Regions from separate parts of the Mus musculus genome. Here region 2 is linked to region 1. Evidence: chromatin loops called from intact Hi-C (ENCODE). Cell type or tissue: heart. All regions are shown on one strand. Links, peaks and the distances in the headings refer to the core of each region. The heading gives the core; the rest is flanking DNA.

The links. A loop is a pair of places that touch in the nucleus more often than their neighbours do. Peaks named below come from ENCODE experiments on the same cell type or tissue, not always from the same donor. Only the 100,000 strongest peaks of a DNase experiment are listed, where the experiment ranks them.
Region 2: it touches region 1 in a loop (6-fold over the local background); 11 of 42 quality-filtered maps call a loop at or near these places.

What each region holds. Positions count from the first base shown.
Region 1 is chr17:47,920,762-47,929,693 of GRCm38, reverse strand. It overlaps Foxp4 (forkhead box P4), which reads left to right and starts at 5,062. Exons shown (of 17, transcript NM_001110825.1): 1 at 5,062-5,488. It overlaps Gm46601 (a long non-coding RNA gene), which reads left to right and starts at 2,855. Exons shown (of 3, transcript XR_003952247.1): 1 at 2,855-2,940; 2 at 3,661-3,775; 3 at 3,880-4,220. In heart, for the core only: no CTCF peak of the experiment used is centred there; DNase peaks (open chromatin) are centred at 5,043, 5,463, 5,873, 6,513 and 1 weaker place; H3K4me3 peaks cover 5,273 bases; H3K27ac peaks cover 3,785 bases; H3K27me3 peaks cover 285 bases.
Region 2 is chr17:47,972,113-47,981,044 of GRCm38, reverse strand. Gm29938 (a long non-coding RNA gene) reads left to right here and starts at 4,171. Exons shown (of 3, transcript XR_385618.4): 1 at 4,171-4,603. In heart, for the core only: CTCF peaks have their summits at 3,866 (motif pointing right) and 6,902; DNase peaks (open chromatin) are centred at 4,564, 5,694, 7,104 and 7,294; H3K4me3 peaks cover 3,685 bases; H3K27ac peaks cover 6,176 bases.

The DNA of each region.
Region 1 (8,932 bases), core at 681-8,680:
AGAGAACCTGGGTTCAGTTCCCAGCACCCACAGCGAGTCTCACAACCATCTGTAACTCCAGTTTTAGGGACCGGATCTGACGCCCTCTTCTGGCCTCCTTGGGCACTGCACTTATGTGGTACACATATATAGATGCAGGCAAAACGCTCCTACACACACACACACACACACACACACACACACACACACAATCTAGAAAGATAAAATGATTGAAAACTTTTAAGGAGAAAAAAAAAAGATAAGTTCCCTTGCAGCCTGATGAATTGAAACAAAGTATCTGGGTGTGTTCGGAGTGTGGGATTAGATACACTGTTTCTAAATGCATACTCACCATTGTGGCCTCTAAAGTGATCTCAGACCTCCTGCCAGAAGCAATTCCCTCTATTGGCCAGCTCAGGCTCTGGAAAGTCTGTTTCCCAGCTCAAAAGAGACTTGATAGCAAGCACCTCCTCGCTTTGTGATCCTAAGCAAGTTACCCCACCTCTGAGAGCCATCTTTGCTTGTAGAATGGAACAAGAGCCCTGCAGATGGCCTAGTACACTCTAGAATGTCCTAACTGACAGCTCTTATAATTTGGCCCTTCTGAGGTTACCTTAAGAAAACTGGGGCGGGGCTGGCGAGATGGCTCAATGGGTAAGAGCACCCGACTGCTCTTCCGAAGGTTCGGAGTTCAAATCCCAGCAACCACATGGTGGCTCACAACCATCCATAATGAGATCTGATGCCCTCTTCTGGAGTGTCTGAAGACAGCTACAGTGTACTTACATATAACCAATAAATAAATCTAAAAAAAAATTAAAAAAAAAAAAAAAGAAAAAAGAAAACTGGGGCTCGGCCAGGCAGTGGTGGCATACACCTTTAATCCCAGCACTTGGGAGACAGAGGAAGGCAGATTTCTGAGTTCGAGGCCAGCCTGGTCTACAGAGTGAGTTCCAGGACAGCCAGGGCTACTCAGAGAAACCCTGTCTCAAAAAGGAGAGAGAGACAGAGAGACAGAGACAGAGACAGAGAGAGAGAGACAGAGAGAGAGAGAGAGAGAGAAAAGAGGGAGGGAGGGAGGGAGGGAGGGAGGGAGGGAGGGAGGGAGGAAGAAAGAAAGAAATTAAGAAAGAAAGAAAGAAAGAAAGAAAGAAAAAGAAAGAGAGAGAGAGAGAGAGAGAGAGAAAGAAAGAAAGAAAGAAAGAAAGTAAGTAAACTGGACTTCGAACCAAACAGGCGTGCTGGTGAGCCAGGTGTATTGGTGCATGCCTTTAATCCCAGCACTCTCGAAGCACAGGCAGGTGGATCTCTGTGAGTCTGAGGTTAGCCTTGTCTACAAAGCAAGTCCAGGACAGCCAGGGCTATTGTAGGAGAAATCCAGCCTTGAAAAACAAACAAACAAACAAACAAAAGAGAGGGAGGGAGGGAGGGAGGGAGGGAGGGAGGGAGGGAGGGAGGGAGGGAGGGAGGGAAAAAGATAAGGAAACCAGGTCTCACAAAAGAAAAACTAAGTGTTTAAGGAAAACACTTTGGGCACAAGTCAGTAAGCTTTGCACAAGTGTTCTTCACGCTCTCTGCCTTAGGAAGGCATCCTTTCAATCTTGTGACTGAAGGGAGGGAGGCTGAAAACTATCATCTGTCCAGGGCAAATGTCTGTAGGTGCCTAGGATGTCATTCAACCTAAGACTGCCTGACTCCACCCTCATGGTCCTGACTTTGGCCTCTGTCTTCCAGTCGGGCCTGCAGGTATGGGACTTGTGGGGAGGGGACCGCCTGGGCTTCTGCTCTTGCCTTGCATGCTGGGATAGGAGGAGTCACAGTGAGGCCCTTGGGGAACTTAGGATTTGTACTGGCTAGTTTTGTGTCAACTTGACACAGCTGGAGTTATCACAGAGAAAGGAGCTTCAGTTGAGGAAATGCCTCCATGAGATCCAACTGTAAGGCATTTTCTCAATTAGTGATCAAGGGGGAAAGGCCCCTTGTGGGTGGGACCATCTCTGGGCTGGTAGTCTTGGGTTCTATAAGAGAGCAGGCTGAGCAAGCCAGGGGAAGCAAGCCAGTAAAGAATATCCCTCCATGGCCTCTGCATCAGCTCCTGCTTCCTGACCTGCTTGAGTTCCAGTCCTGACTTCCTTTGGTGATGAACAGCAATGTGGAAAGTGTAAGCTGAATAAACCCTTTCCTCCCCAACTTGCTTCTTGGTCATGATATTTGTGCAGGAATAGAAACCCTGTCTAAGACAGGATTCCTGTGGGGGAACCCCTCCAAACTGACACAAACTGAGAGAAAGGACTCTGAACTGGCTACTGTGACCAAGACATTGTCTGTTCTGTTACCTTCTTTCAAGAGGTCTGTTTTCTCCCCTGAATTGCCTCAATTAGGACAAGATGGGGTCTTCTGACTCCCTTGGGCTTCCCACTCTGACTCGCAAATTCCACAGTCCCGCAGGGGACTGAGTAGGCCTGAGTAGAGGGGTAAACTGAAACGAAAGAAAAAAAAAAGCAAAAGTTATTTTCCCAGCATGCCCTGTGGGAGCAAGGAAGGAACTGTTGTGGCAAAGTAAGGGGGCAGAGTTCTGTGACGGCGCACACCTGCCTTCTCTGTCCTAGTCAGTCTCTCATTGCTACTTTCCCCTTAGCCCCTGTTGTAGACAAGATGGGAAGAAAACTTTGGAGCAGGGTCACTAGCCCAAGGGTCCCTGGTTGTCTGTACACCATGATGCCACTCAGCTGCCTCTCCACACAAGGCAATACAAAGACCCTCCGGTTCAAGAGCTCCAGAATAAAACCCTGTCCGAGACAAACTGCTCCGGTTGGAACTGCTCCATCCAGCTAGGGTGTAAACTTCGACATGGCAAGTGTCCTTTTGGCCTCAGTTTCCTCCTAGATAAAGCAGAGCTAACAAAAGATCTTCCCTGTGGAATAATCATGAAGATTCAAGAGCCAGCATACCTGCCAGGAGGTAAGATTGACATGGTAGCTACTATCTAGTCCTTGACTTTGGTTGTTTGTTTTGGATTAAAAGATGTTTTAAAAACAAAAAAAAAATAACAATTTATTTTATGTGTGTGCATGCATGCGCAGAAGTCAGATAATACTTTCTTTTTTTATTAAGAATTATTTATTTATTCTATGAGTCCACTGTTGCTGTCTTCAGACACACCAGAAGAGGGCATCGGATCCCATTACAGATGGTTGTGAGCCATGTGGTTGCTGGGAATTGAACTCAGGACCTCTGGAAGAGCAGCCAGTGCTCTTAACCGCCCAAGAGAATACTTTCAAGATGTGGGTCCCAGGGTCCAACTTTAGGGAATTGATAGGTGTCTCTATCCATTGAGCAATCTGACCAGCACTGGTTTGGATTTTTGAAACCGGGCCTCTTGTAGCCCAAGCTGGCCTGGAACCCCATCTGTCGTTAAAGATGACCTTGAACTGCTGAACCTTCTGCCCTTACCACCCAAGAGCTGGCCACTACACCTACTGTCATTTGAGTTTCATTTCTACTGGACCGGTCACCATGCAGTCCAAATAAAAGAGCTGGGCTGTGGGCGTGGCTAGGTGGGAGAGCTTGTGTTTAGCACTTCCGGAGGCGATTTGCTCAACGCATCCCGCAACGCAAATACCTAAACAAGCTGCACAGCAGCCCTATCCAGCTTGACATCTGTGTGTCTCCAAATTTCAGCAGGGTCTATGTTTGCCCTCTTTGTGTCTGTCCACTTGCGCAAACAGAGATGCTTCAGAGCTGGGTTGTAACTACCACCTTTCAGCTCCTGGCCCACGGAAAAGGGGCAGAATAGGTGAGCAGAAATTGCTTAAGCTGTTATCTCAGAAACCCGTTTTTGTTGTTGTTGTTGTGTTTTTTTTTTTTTTAAGAGTTTTCTCCAAAATATGTTATCCCCAGGAAACCAGGCCCAGTCCTTACCCAGTTCATCCTCCATGGGGTCTGCCTGCCCTTGGTCACCTGCCTCAAGGTAACCCGAAGCCAACAGGGTCTCCCAGAGTCACTGCCTTCCTGTGCTCAACCCATAACTTCTCTGGGCAGGGTGGGCCAAACACGGAGGGTCCCTGAGGCGTGCCCCTCACCTCTTCACACACCCGAAAGGGAAGATGTTTGGGTAGAGAGTGGGAGGATTTTTTTTCTCTCTCTCTCAGTTCTCCACCAGTCTGAGCCTGGCTCCTGCTACCCAATTTAGTCCTCCCCCTCGGAACCTGGGCCTTTCCGTGCCCGGACTTCCCCCTCCCAACCCAAACACACACCAGCGTCCCCAACCCCACCCCCACCCCCATCCTCACGGTCCCCCTGGGCACAAGCGGTATTCAGGGACGCCAAGTTTTGTTTACAATCTAATTTGTTCAGATAATTGCCTCGACTTTGCTCTGTGCTTGGCCCGCGTGGATCCAGCCTGAAGCCCTTTCTCCATCGGTTCTCACAGCACTTTATAGGAAATTCCCCTTTGCAGACCGAGGCGGCAGCGCGTGCGCGCCGGGATGGGAGAAAAGACTGTTCACAAAGCCCAGAAAGAGCCTCCCCAGCCCCAGCCCCCACACAGTGGGGAGTCAGAGGGAGGCGCGGCAGGGCCCGCGCTGGACGTCGGCTTCGGACTGGGGGGGGGGGGGTCCTGACCACTCCCCGCGCCAGGCGCAGCCCGCCCGAAACCAGTGAACCGTGTGCCAGCAGGACTTGGCCGTACCTCCAGGTTCCAGGAAAAGGCCAGAGTTAATAAAGCCTCCCATCGGATGGGTCCCCAGTCCACTGTGAAACTCTACGGCCTATCGACTTTGGCAGATCGGTAGCCCCACGTCCCCATTTTTTCCTTCCCCAAAGTTTGGTCCACGTGGTCCTCTTCGGCTTGCCGCTGGCCGCCTCTCAGGGGGAAAAGTGGCTGCACCTGCTTTAGGCGAATTATGGTAGCACTAGAAGTTAGTCTCCCCTCCCTCCGCCGCTCGCTCGTTCGCTCCCTCCTCCCTGTCGCTCGGCGCGCTCCCTCCTTCCCTCCACCCCTCCGGTCCCCCCGCCCGGTGTGCCCCGCCCGCGCGCCGATCGCTCGCAGCCACTCGCAGCCGGGGCTCAGTCGCAGCCCCTCGGAGTCCGGAGCCGGTCGCCCCTACGGACCGGACAGTGCCACCAGCTGCCGGGACGGAGCCCCCCAACACGCGATCAGGGCGCGGCGCAGGCGGCCGCGGCGCGGCGGGGAGGAGCCCGGGCCGGAACCAGGGCTGGGCCGGGGGCGGGGACGCCGGGGTCCCGGAGCCCCGGAGCCGGAGCGAGCTCAGGAGCGTCGCCGGAGCCCGGGGAAGGACGATCGGAAGCTGGAGAGAGCCAAGCCATCCTCCAAAGTGCGATGCCCCCAAGGGGCTAAGGCGCGCGGCGATCGGCGCTAGAAAGATCGCTTCGGAGCGCAGGGGCAGCCCCGGCGAGTGGCGGCGGGCCCGGGCTGCGACCCGAGCGAGCCCCATGCCCCGTGCGGGCTGACGGGCCGGAGCCCGCACTGAGCGGCCGGGCCGGACAGGTAGGTGGCCGATTCAGGGACCCCAGGGATCCGGGTGGGGGCTGGGCCGGGGACTCGTCCAACTCCCTAGCTCGCTCACTCTCTCGCCTGCTCCCCGGCTCACTTTGTGTTTGCAAACTGCCCGCCCGAGGCGCGTCGGCCGCCGGAGGAGCCCGGCCCCGGGCCGGAGCACTTTGTTCCAGCTGGGCCGGCCGCGGAGCACTGACCCTGGTGAGTTGAGAGACCCTGCCCCCGGCCCGGGCCCCCAGCCGATCGGAGCTGTCTGGGGAACAGGTGGGGGCTGAGGCGCGGGGCTGGGGGGCAGCGGGAAGCTGGCCGGGGCGGAGGGGGGGCGGCTTGGAGAAGCCACTGAGGCCCGCCCTGCCCCAAGAATCTGGGCTCCGCCCCCTCCTGGCCTCGCTGCTGGGAATGGGGTGTTAGGGGGCGCGACCCCCCCTCCCGGAGTGAGACAAAGAATACTTCCCGGCCCGGACTTTCCTGAGCCGGGAAGGGAAGTGGTGAACTGGGATCCCCCCAAGTCCAGTCTGCACGGGACTCCCCAGGACAAACAGAAAGACTTGAGTCTGTGTGTGTGTGTTGGTGTGTGTGTTGGGGGGGGCAACAATCTCAAACACCTCATCGCCTTGGTTTGTGGAGGTCACACTTCGAAAGTGCTGAGACTAGTCAACCTCCCCCCCCACTCCCGCATCTCTTAATCAGATCTGAGATAAAGCGGAAAACTTCTTGGGGACTTGAGAGAGACTGGTAATGGCCCCTGTGATTTATTTATTTATTTATTTATTTATTTATTTACGTGCGCCGGAGCTGATCGGTGGGGAACTAATCTAGTGGATACCCTCCTCATTCGGACAGAGCTCCTGCGGGGTAGTGTGAGGTTTGAGAGTGAGGGAATAAGGTAACGGAGAGTGGGCCCAAGGCCACCAGAGATGAAGCTGCCGGAGTGAGCAGTGGAGTCCATTCCCCCAGACTGAAGACTCTGGTGACTCGTGAGACAGTCTCCCCAGCGTCCCTCTGGCCCGCGGCCATCCTCCGCGGCGCTCAAATCTTGCACTTTGCTTCTCCGTAAAACTTGTACTTCTTGAGCTTCACTGGAGGAGAACCTGGTGGCACCCGGTGGTGAGGTGTCCTGGGAGACCCGGGGCCGTGGCCACCTGTGTGAAGGAACGTGTGATTTCGTGGGACGCGGATTCTGAGGCAAAGGCTCTAACCATCACAGATTGACCTCCTCCCACCCCCCACCCCCCACCACCCCACCCCGAAACTGAAGCGACCTCGTGAACACTCTGCTATTGCATCCGGCGACTCTGTAGGTTGGGAGGTCGGGGATATCAGCGGGGTTTCTTTCTCTCAGACAGTGCCCCTCTTCTTTGCACCCTGGGCCTCTTGCGCCAACACTGCCCTGTGGGTTTCCAGGTTCCCTTCCTTGGCACCTGGGATTTCAGATATCTGGAGATCAGCGCTTGTGGCGTGCACCCCTGCACCGGTCCGGACCCGGCGGACCGCGGCGCTCTGATCCGAGCTGGGTAGTGGACTTGGGGGCCGGGAGGAACAAACCTGATTCCGAGCCATCGTTTGGCGGTTCCGGAGCAATCCCAGAAGAATTTTGACTAATGCGGGATTTTTTTTAACCTCGAATTTAAAGCGTCTTTGCCCGGGTTGCAGAGCACCCGCCTAGATTGGCAACCGACGGTGTTGGGTCTGTAATTCAGGGTCGGGAGAGAGAATGCAGTTTCAGCGACAGTCGCTGTGGTTTGCCCGAGTGTCCCATGAAAAAAGGAACGGGTGGTCCACGCTGTTCCGCCGCTTCCTGGCGAAGCTTAATCTTCCATCACCCCCTTCCCATCCCCACCCACGTGAATCTCAGTGGGTTGGCCCCATGGCCTAGGTACCCGCCGCACCGGCATTTTAAGCCCCTGGTTGATCTCAACCGGGGAGCCAGGAGGAGGCTCCTGAAGGGGAGCGGTCGGCCTCAGACGACCTCTACCCGCCCCCGCGGAAAACCGCTGTAGGAAGTCTGCAAGCTTTTCTTCTTTCTTTCCTTTTTTCTTTTCTTTTTTCTTTCTTAATTTTTTTTCCCCTCTCCTTAAACTTGAGAAACTTCTTCCTTGCTAGGGTGATTCAGGGACTGTTCTCTGGAGCTTGGAGAGACAGTTCAGTGGCTTGCTGACTCTGAGGTGCTCTGAGATCAGTGTAGACTGCAGTGGACCACCAGTCTAGGCTGTTGGGCAAGGTGGCCTGGGTATCGGGGACTGTTGTGCTCCACCCCACACACACACTCGCTGCAGATCCTGTGCTATCCGAATCTCAGCTTGTGGGGATCACTAAGTGCCTGATTGTTTTGTTATTGGTGTGTTGTGTTGTTTTCTGGGCAAGGAGGGGGAGACTTGAGACATTGTCTCTTCATGTTGCCTAGGCTGGCCCCACCACACTCAGTATGCTTCTTTTGCAGTAGCCTCTGGGATGCTGGGATTACAGGTGTACCACACACACTCCACCACGGCCCCTACCCTACTTCCAGCCTTGGCGGTAAGATGGAGGAGACCGTAGCTAGAGTCTCTTCTGGCACCAAGGCTGGGCCCCTGGGAGGGGGTTGGAATTGAGGAACCTCTGTACGTGGGGGAGCAGGGCTGGTCAGGCCAAACTTGTTGGGGGACTTGCTCCCTTTCCTTCCTAGAGCACCCGCCCCTTTCTTCTACCTTTGGACAGAAACTTCCTTTCTGACTGTCTGTCTGGTCAGTCCCATTTTGCTAGGAATGTGCATATCCTGCTGGCCCCTGACTCCAAACACACCTTTGCTTAGCAGGGGAGGGCCCCCAGAGGATTGGAAGAGAGTGGCTTTCTTTGATCTGGTAATTTCCTCAGTGTTTGCTGAGTTCCTACCCTGTCTAGGCAGATCCCAGGCTGGGTACTAGGGTACCCTTGTGCTGTCATGGGGTGGGGTGGGGGTTCTGGTCTGTGGACCTCGGATTCCTGGAAGAGACAGATATGGGGTGGGGGTGGGTGGGTGGCATGGGAGGGGTTTGGTTTCAGAGGACTGCTTGAGGGAAGGGAAGGGCATCTCCCCCTGAAGCCGTCCTTTCTTCTCTACATTTTAACCCTTCGCTACCCATAGTACTTTTTGGAAGGTTTCCCTTCCAGACACAATCTGCTTCAGCCTGAGCCTTTATTCTTATTCCCTAAGCAGCAGGAGATACTTCCCTCCTTTCATGGGGCTTCCGAGGTTCTCTGCCCCCATTCTCTTTCTTATCCTCTCTCAGCTTCCCCAGGCCCAAGGCAGCCATGGGCCCATCTTGTTTTGGTCCGGATCCTGTGCCTCTATTGGCTGAAATCGCTTCCTCTGAGGTGGTTCCGGAGCCCTAGAACCTGAGGCACAGAACTCATTCACCTCTAGGGCCATGCGTGTGTCATAGTGAAAAGGGCTTTGGAACTTAGCACTAGAGATAG
Region 2 (8,932 bases), core at 660-8,659, 51 kb before region 1:
TATCAGGTTCTAGCGGCAAACAGCTCTACCCACTGAGCCATCCTGCTTGCCCCCAATTTAGACTTAGCCGGATCTCATTCTTTAGCCCTGGTTGTCCTGGAACTTAAAATTTAGGCCAGACTAGCCTGGAACTCACAGAGATCCACCTGCCTCTGCCTTCTGAGAGCTGAGATTAAAGGCATACGCCATCAGGCCTGACTTAGTTTTAGTTTTGAGACAGGGTCTTTACCCAGGTAGCTGAGTCTGGCTTTAAGGTTAGGATCTTCCTTCCTGAGACTTCTTAGTATCGACATTACAGCCACAGGTTGTCATCCCAGCTAAATCCTAACATCTTACATATCGTGTGTGTGTGTGTGTGTGTGTGTGTGTGTGTGTGTGTGTGTGTGTGTGTGTGCATATATAAATGTGTATGGTTCTGAGGATCAGTCGGAAAATTCCACATGGGCCAGGTAAGCCCTCGACCACTGAGCTATCCCCAACCTTGGTGTCTTATATCTCTGCTTAATGAGTTAACTTTACCTATATCTGCTTGGATGAGTTTATGTGCATCCCATGCATGCAGGATCATTCGGCAAAGAAAGAGGCGCTGTGTCATCTACTCTATATTACCCAGCTCCTGGTACACAGCAGACAAAAGAGGGATCAGGAGATGGAGAGGGTTGGGGTTTAGGAGGTTCACGTTATCTATGGGGTAGATGTCACCTTCTGCCATGACCTCCTGAGGTTCTCTTGCACAGGGCTTCGGGCTGGAAAGGACCTTGGGCACATGGGGAGACTATGCCCTGAGAACCCAGGCTGTGCATACTGTGCCCCATGAGCCCAGGCTGCAGTCAGACTGTCAGCGTGAATCCTGGAACTGTTACTAGCTGTGTGACTTCAGGCAATGTACACACCTTCTCTGAACTTCCATTTCTTCCTCTAAGAAATGGAAAAGGTGTGAAGAATGAATGCACACAAAGTGCTTGAACTCAGGGTTAGAGGAATGGCTCAGTAAAACCCTCCCGCTCCCCCCCCCCCAAGATTGGATTTTTCTGTGTAGCCCTGGTGTTCTGGAGCTCTCTATCTGTAGACCAGGCTGGCCTCGAACTCAGAAGTAAACATCACTTTTGTTCATCTCCGACCCATGGTGAGATCTGCCTGCCTCTACCTCCCAAACGGTGGGATTCAAGGCACGTGTCACCACTGCCTGGTGTGAAAACCTGTCTTAAAGAAAAAAGAAAAAAGAAAAATCAAAAAGGACTGAACAAACGAAGGAAGGAAAGGTGCCTAGCCTGTAAGTCCTGTCCTGGGATCTCTCCATCGTTCCTCACAAGTAAACATCACTTTTGTTCATCTCCGACCCAGGGTGAGAGACCTGTCAGGCAAAGAGGTCTTATAAGTAAAAGAGAGCCAAAGTGGAGTCAGCTGATCTGCCTGTGTCCATCCCCCCATCCCCTGAGTGGCAGGCACACTCTGTCCCCCTTACACACCATGAGCTAGAAAGGGGTCGGGGTCTGGGGGGTCATTCTTGCCTCTCACCGCATTGTGCAGAGATATACACAGAGGGTTAGGACAGACATAGCTGGCTGGCGGCTGGACTGGGGCCAGGATCTTGTCACCTACTTGGTGAGAGCCTCACCAAACACACCCCAGAAGCCGGATGCTCTCTGTTTTGTCCCCTACTGGCTGAACCATTTAGCACCCAACCCAGCAGCACCTCAGTCTCTGGTGGTCTACTTCAGAGCAGAAGGGGATCCAAGTCCAGATGGCAGTCACCTTCCACACAGCCTTTCTTTATGACTGCACCTTCCATATGTCTTGATATTTGTACAGCCCAGCTGGAGATGGGGCTGAGTAGGGAAACTCAGCATCTAGGAGTTCGAAGGTGAGTCCTGGGCACAATAGCCTATTCTGGCCCCAAGTCCCCTCCCCGCCCTCCACCACACACAGCACACAGCATCCTGTTTACCTGCCCCCAGGCCTCCTCTCCAGTGCCACTCCAAGCAGCCCCACGCATGCTGAGACATCGCCAAGCCCAGTCTTCAGGAGCAGGCTTGGTATCTGTGTGTATGTAGGAAGGCATCTTCCTTGAGGACACCCCTGGCCTTTGTTTTGCTGCCAAACTCTCTCTTCCAACGAGGTGCCCCATAGGTTCTCTAGCCGAGGCTGCCTGATTTAAAGGACACACTGGTAACAGTAGCAACCTCTAGGCACCCACGTGGGGCCTCTAGGAAGGGGTTCTGGAAGCTTCTGCAGTACAGATGCCGTTGTGAAGGAGGTGGGTGGCTGAGTATCAGCTGGCTGATAGAGAGGGCTTCCCTTCTTGTCCCCTTGCCTGAGTCTGGAGTGGGGACCGTGAGAATACAGAGCCCACTGCTCTCCTGGGACTGGAAACCCATATAAGGCACTCTCTCGGTCCAGCTGGGATGCCATTCTCTCGCTCTTCCAGAGGTCAGAGGTCAAAGGTCAGGCATCAGGAAGGCCTTTGGAGATAGACCCTCCTCTAAGAAAGCAGATGGAGTGGTCCAGCTTCTCGGGGGTTGGGTGTGTTTATGGACAAGCTGCCGTGGGGAAGTGCAGTGTACTGTCTGTCTGTCTGTCTGTCTACACAAGAAGGGGGGAGATGGAAGAGAAGAAAGAAGTGCCCTCTGAGAGAAAAGCTACAGATAGACGAATTAGGGGAGAACAGAAACCTCAAGGAGACATGAGGGGTTCCAGCAGGGACTGGTGTGGGGGGGACAGAGGCAGGGAGAGGCAGATGCATCTATCCCCCAGAAACTGCAGAGGAGTCTGTCCAACTTATCAGGATCCTATTCAAGGCCCAGAGGGGGAGTCCATCTTGGCCAAGGACACACAGCAAGTCACAGAATGGTGGCTTTGGGCCAGAAGACATTTCTTAGGGTTTTTTTGGTTGAGCTGTAAACATAGACTTTGGGGGAGGAGAGGTCCAGCATTATTTGTCTTCCAGAGATGTAGGAGCTGAAAGGACATCCATCGTGCCTGCTCAAGCCAGAAGCCAGGGGAAGGCCTACTGGTCACATACACAGTACTGTACCTAGTGTCACTTCAAGAAAGGTTTGACGGGCTTTGTAATTTTACCTACTCCCTCATCTCTATCTCTCTCTTTTTAAAAAAGTATTTATTTTATGTATATGAATACACTGTAGCTGTATTCAGAAGCACCAGAAAGAGAGCATCCACCTGGGCAGTGGTGGCGCATGCCTTTAATCCCAGCACTCGGGAGACAGAGGCAGGTGGATTTCTGAGTTCGAGGCCAGCCTGGTCTACAGAGTGAGTTCCAGGACAGCCAGGGCTACAGAGAAACCCTGTCTCGAAAACAAAAACAAAACAAAAACAAAAAAGAAAGAGGGCATCAGATCCTGTGGTTGCTGGGAATTGAACTCAGGATCTGGAAAAGCAGTCGGTGTTCTTAATCTCCAATTCCACCCCCCGCCCCCTCTCTTTTTTCCAAGACAGGATTTCTCTGTGTAGCCCTGGCTGTCCTGGAACTTACTCTGTAGACCAGATTGGCCTCGAACTCAGAAATCCACCTGCCTCTGCCTCCTGAGTGCTGGGATTAAAGGTGGGCGCCACCACTGTCTGGCCCTCTATCTATTTTTTATTTGTTTGTTTGTTTGTTTGTTTGTTTTTTGTTTGTTTTTCGAAACAGGGTTTCTCTGTATAGCCCTGGCTGTCCTGGAACTCACTTTGTAGACCAGGCTGGCCTCGAACTCAGAAATCCACCTGCCTCTGCCTCCCAAGTGCTGGGATTAAAGGTGTGCACCACCACGCCCGGCTTCTATCTCTTTTTTAAAAGCTGTATTTTTAGTTATGTGACTATGTATGTGGCTGTGCATTTGACTGCAGGTGCCCCCAGAGGCCAGAAGAGGGCGTCAGATCCCTTGGTGTTGCAGATAGTTGTGAGCTGCCCTGAGATGAGTACTGGGAACTGAACTGCAGTCTTCGGGAAAGCATCAAGAGCTGCTCGCGTGCCCAGTGTGCAGCACCCTCCCCAACCCCCAATAATTAAATATAAAAATAAATCTTAAAGGCCTGAGCCACCCTGCCCAGAAGGTACTGGTGTTCTGAGCGTGTATGACAGAGTCTGCCAGGACTCCGAGAGAGAGGCTGAGCTGGGCAGCTGGAGCTGGCACATGGTTGGTCTCTGTCTCCTCTCAGCAGGTGCAGGAAAGCAGAACCCAGCGCTCCATGCTCCCTGCAGGGGAGAAAGGTCACACCAAAAGTCTTTGTCTTGAGCTCCAAATCCAGAGTCCTTGTAGAGGCTGAAAGGCAGCGTGGAAGATCAGGAAAGAGCCAGGCGGCCTTAGGAAAGGTTACCGAGAAAGGAAGGAGGTCGGCCCTGCCTCTGGCACCAGCCCCACTGGGCCAGGGTCCCAGGGATTCACTGACTAATCCCCAAATGCTATGCTCACACTGGCTGGCACTCTCACAAGTTCCCATTGTCTCTCCAGCCGGCTGCAGGCCCAGGGCAGCCACGTCAAGATCTCCTGCCTCTCATTCACTTCCAGGGAACAGAGGCTCCCACCTCCAGGCACACGACGCCCCTCTGCCCTCTCCCAGCTGACCTAAGGGTCCAGCTGCCAGGTCAGCAGACACTGCCCAGGTAGGTGGCTGGCAACGCTTGGAAGAGGGACAAGCTAACCAGGCTGGCATTTTAGACAGGCTGCCTTGCCATCGCTCCACGGAGACTGCGCAGGAGAGGGGGCGTGGCCCGCAAGGAAGTGGGTGTCCGGTGCTGAGGGAAGGAACAGATCAAGGTCAGAGGCGAGGATTTCACTGACCTCAGTGGGCGGTAGTGAAGAGAATTCATAAAACGTTGTTCTTTAATGGTCTCTCTCTCTCTTTTTTTTTCCTTTCCCTCTGCGAAGGAGGGAGCTAACTCGGTCGGGGGCAGGGCAGGGCTGGGCTCTCCACAAGTGACACCGAATTCCCAGTCTGGACTGGGCGGGCGCTTGAAAGCAGCTAAATTAGCAAAACAGAAGTCAACCGTCGATTGCTTCTACGGAGGATTAAGTGTGATAAATGGAGGGTTTGTTCGCTCTCCGGTCCAGATGTTGTGTCTAAGTGAAGGGTTTTTATGGTTTTTTTTTTTTTTTCATTCTTGGCTCAGATCCCATATATATTTTGGATACTGCTGGGAGTATATAATATCACTGGAAAATGATGTGGTCTGGTAACCTTTTAAATAACATTTCCGCCCTCCTCTGTTTTCTAATAGTTTGTTTTTCTTTCCATGTTTGCCTTTTATTGGGGGAAATTTTTTTTTTTGGAAATTAATGAGGCTCAAGTTTGGAGACCAAAATATGAGAGGGATGTGGGTGGGGGATGGAAGGGTGTGGGCTGAGTCTGGGATGAAGCACTTTCCTCGTGTGTGTGTGTGTGTGTGTGTGTGTGTGTGTGTGTGTGTGTGTGTAAGCGATCTTGGCTTGCGCCCCCCATCCCCTTCCAATGCTCCCTCTCCTCGGTTGGGGCTGCGTGGTGGCACGCGCGGGCAGGGCGCCCGGGATTCCGCCTGCCCGGGCCGCGGGGCTGTGAGCCTCCTTCCTCCGGGAAGAACCTGCCATTCCCCCGGCGCAGCCCCTGCCCGGCGTGAGGGGGATGGGGGCGCCTCCTTCCTGAGTGAAACCTACGGAATCCGGCAGGAATTCGGGCCTCCCAGATTTAAGAAAACAAACAAAGGAAAGATTGTCAGAGAGGGGCCTCTGAGAGCCGCCCCGGCCGCCGCACTGCCCTCGGCGCTCGCCCCCTGGGCTGCCAGGGCCGCCAGCGGGGGCGGGATGCCGGGTTCCCGGCTCCCACGGGTGGTCTCCATTGGGCTTCCCTGCCTCAGGCCTCTAGCAAATCATCCCCTAGTCTCGGAACTAGTGGAATACCCTCTTCCCCAGCATATAGAAAAGGAGGCGTCCCGACTGTGTGGCTGCCTGCGGGAGGTGAACAAGAAGTCATTTGGGACATCCCTCTGCCTCAGAACAGTCTCACCAGCACGATGTCTAAGGTGTATTGGTGTTTCCAAGCTTGTGTTTGAGGTGAAATGTCCACATTTCAGGTTTGTGTGGGGACAAGGGCATCTCCTTCACCCAGCCAAGATAGGTTCACACTGTGCTGGCGGGCAGACTCAGTCCCAGACTCCGGAAAAATTAGAAAAGGTGAAAATGTGGGAAGAAGAGCCCATGGAATAGAGAGATGGACGTATATTAAGGTCCGCCGCTGGCCACCCGCCACGTTGCTGTCCATCAGTGCTCTTGGTGATGGTGGGTCAATCCGCCGGTTATAGTTGTCTCCAGCTCACAGTCTCTCTCCCTGTCTTCTGCCTCCAGGCAGGGAGGTTCTCCTCGTCTCCGTAGCTAAACCTTACCGAGGCCCGCTCTGACCCTTCCTGAATCTGCCCCTGTCTGTGTTCTTGATCTTCGAAACTCTGAGGTCAAAGTATGTGGGGCGTGTGTGTCTGTGTCTGCCTGCCTGCCTACCTGCCTGCCTGTGTGTCTGTCTGCCTATCTGTGTGTGTATTAGTGTCTCTGTGTCTATTTGTCTGTGTCTGTCTGTCTGCTGCCCGAGTCTCTCTCCCTCTACACTCCCCCCACACCCATTTTGATCAGTCTCCCCACTCCGCCCCCGCCCTAGGTAGCCCAGCGGGCCGGCGTCGTGCCAAGGCCGTCCCGGGCAGGGCCAAGCTGGCGCTGACAGAGCCTCGCGCCCGCGGCCCAATTAGCGCTCGGCGCGGGCGACGCGGCATCTGGAATTGCGCTGCGCTCACGGCCAAGGCCGATTGTTTAGTCTGCGCGGCGGGGCGGGCGGCCCGCGCGGTGGCCCCACATCTGGAGCCGCGGCCAGACGGGCCTGCTGGCGGCTGGCCGGGGTGCGTGTGCATTTTTAACTCTGGGATTTGCTGACAAGTTAAGAAGTCAGAAAGTCAGTGGCGGCGGCGGGAACTGGCGGGGCATGCAGAGAAGGGAGTGGCTGGGGCAGCTGGCCAGCCAGGGTGACTTTTTCTTCCGGGATTGCGTCCCTCCCCTGCCTTTATCTTCCCCTTCTTCTTCATTAATTAAGTGGCTGAATTATCCCCAAATCCCTACACTCCCAGCTGGCAGGAACTCCCTGGAGACCAGCATCTACATTGGGGTGGGGGAGAGCCCTGAGCACGCTGATCTCCCACGGTCTGGGGAAGCACACAGCAAAACAGCGAGGGCTTGGCCATCCGAGAAGTGGCTCTGCAGCTGGACAGCGAAAAGGACCAGAGGCCAACTCTCTCGACCCCTAACAGGACTCTTGGCGCAGCTGCGGGTCCTCCATGTGGAGGATCCAAACTTGAGGAGCGGTTCTCACGATGTCAGCGAGCTTTCCAAGCCTTGCGGACAGGCTTTTGAGTTTTCACTGACTCGTGGAGTAAATATCGGTCACACATTGCGTCAGGCTTAGGGGCCAGAGCTGCATGGCCGGGCATGTGCTTGTCCAGCGAAGTTGACATGTTTAGTAAAGATAAAAGATACTACGTAGAGAGACCGGAAGTCAACAAACTAAACTGTAGATGCCCGTGGAGTCCCAGGAGTGTAGCACAGTTGGTAGAGAGCTTGCCTAGCCTGCTGAAGCTCTCTGGGTTCAATCCTGCACTTGGGAGGTGGAAGGATCTGGGGTTCAAGGTCATCCTTCTTTAGTAAGTGTTAGGCCCTTCAAATACCGAGACCTTGTTACAAAGTGTTGGAAAAAAAAGAAACAAAGGAGCCAATTTCTTCCTTGGTTAGTATGGTGATCCCCGGGACAAGCTTCAGTTTGTACCAACTGGCTGGATCCTCATAATGTCCCAGTGAGGTGCTCCCATGTTCACTGAATTTAACTTTGACTTCAAAATCAGGGATCTTTTTATGTATTTGTGGCACGCATATATATATGCATAGGTGTGAGTGTGTGTGTGTGTGTGTGTGTGTGTGTGTGTGTAGGCCAGAGGGCAGAGCCCATGTCCTCCACTGTTGCTCTCCACTCTTTATGTTTTTACATTCTCAGTACATCTTCCTAGGAGGGCTTGACAGCTTCCAGGGAAAACTTGCCAGCTGGGGAGCCTGGAGATAGATAGATAGATAGATAGATAGATAGATAGATAGATAGATAGATATTTCAGATAGATAATTCACACACACACTCATATATATTATCATGAAAAATGGTCAGATGAGATGGCTCAGGGGGTGAAGATAACCTGAGTTCAATTCCAGGACCCAGAGTTAAGGCAGAAAGAAAGAACCCACTCTACAGAGTTATTCTCTGACCTCTATCTACATAACTGCTCTGGTATGTACGTACACACACACACCAATAATAATACTAATAAATACAAGTTTTTTTGTTTTTTTTTTTTAAAGAAGCAAAGCACTATTGAAATGCCAGTAACAGCGACTTCAGCTGAGACCTGGTGAATACCCATCTGCTGCTGGGAGGAAATTACAAACTCCCTGGATGCCAGTTACCCAAGGTTAGACAACTGGGGTGTTCTTCAAGTCCTTGAAGCTGATCCTCAGATTTCGGACTAGAGAGATGGCTCAGAGGGTAAAGTCCTTGCTGCACAAGTATGAAGATGTGAGTTTAGGTCCCCACACAACCGTTGGCATGGTGTACACACACACACACACACACACACACACACACACACACACACACACACACACCTAGAGCTCCAGAGCTGGGTTTAGGGCAGCCTGGAGGCAGGCAGATAGATCCCAGGGACTTGCTGGTTAGCCAATGTTGTGAAAACAGTGAGTGGTCAGTTCAGTATCAGAAAAAAAGTGAAGGTGGGGCTGCCCTTGCAGAGGACTCTGGCTCAGTTCCCAGCACCCACATGGTAGCTTACAGCCATCTGTAACTCCAGTTCCAGGGGATCTGATGCCCTCTTCTGACCTTCATTGGCACCTGGCATGGATGTGGTGCGCAGACACAGGTGCAA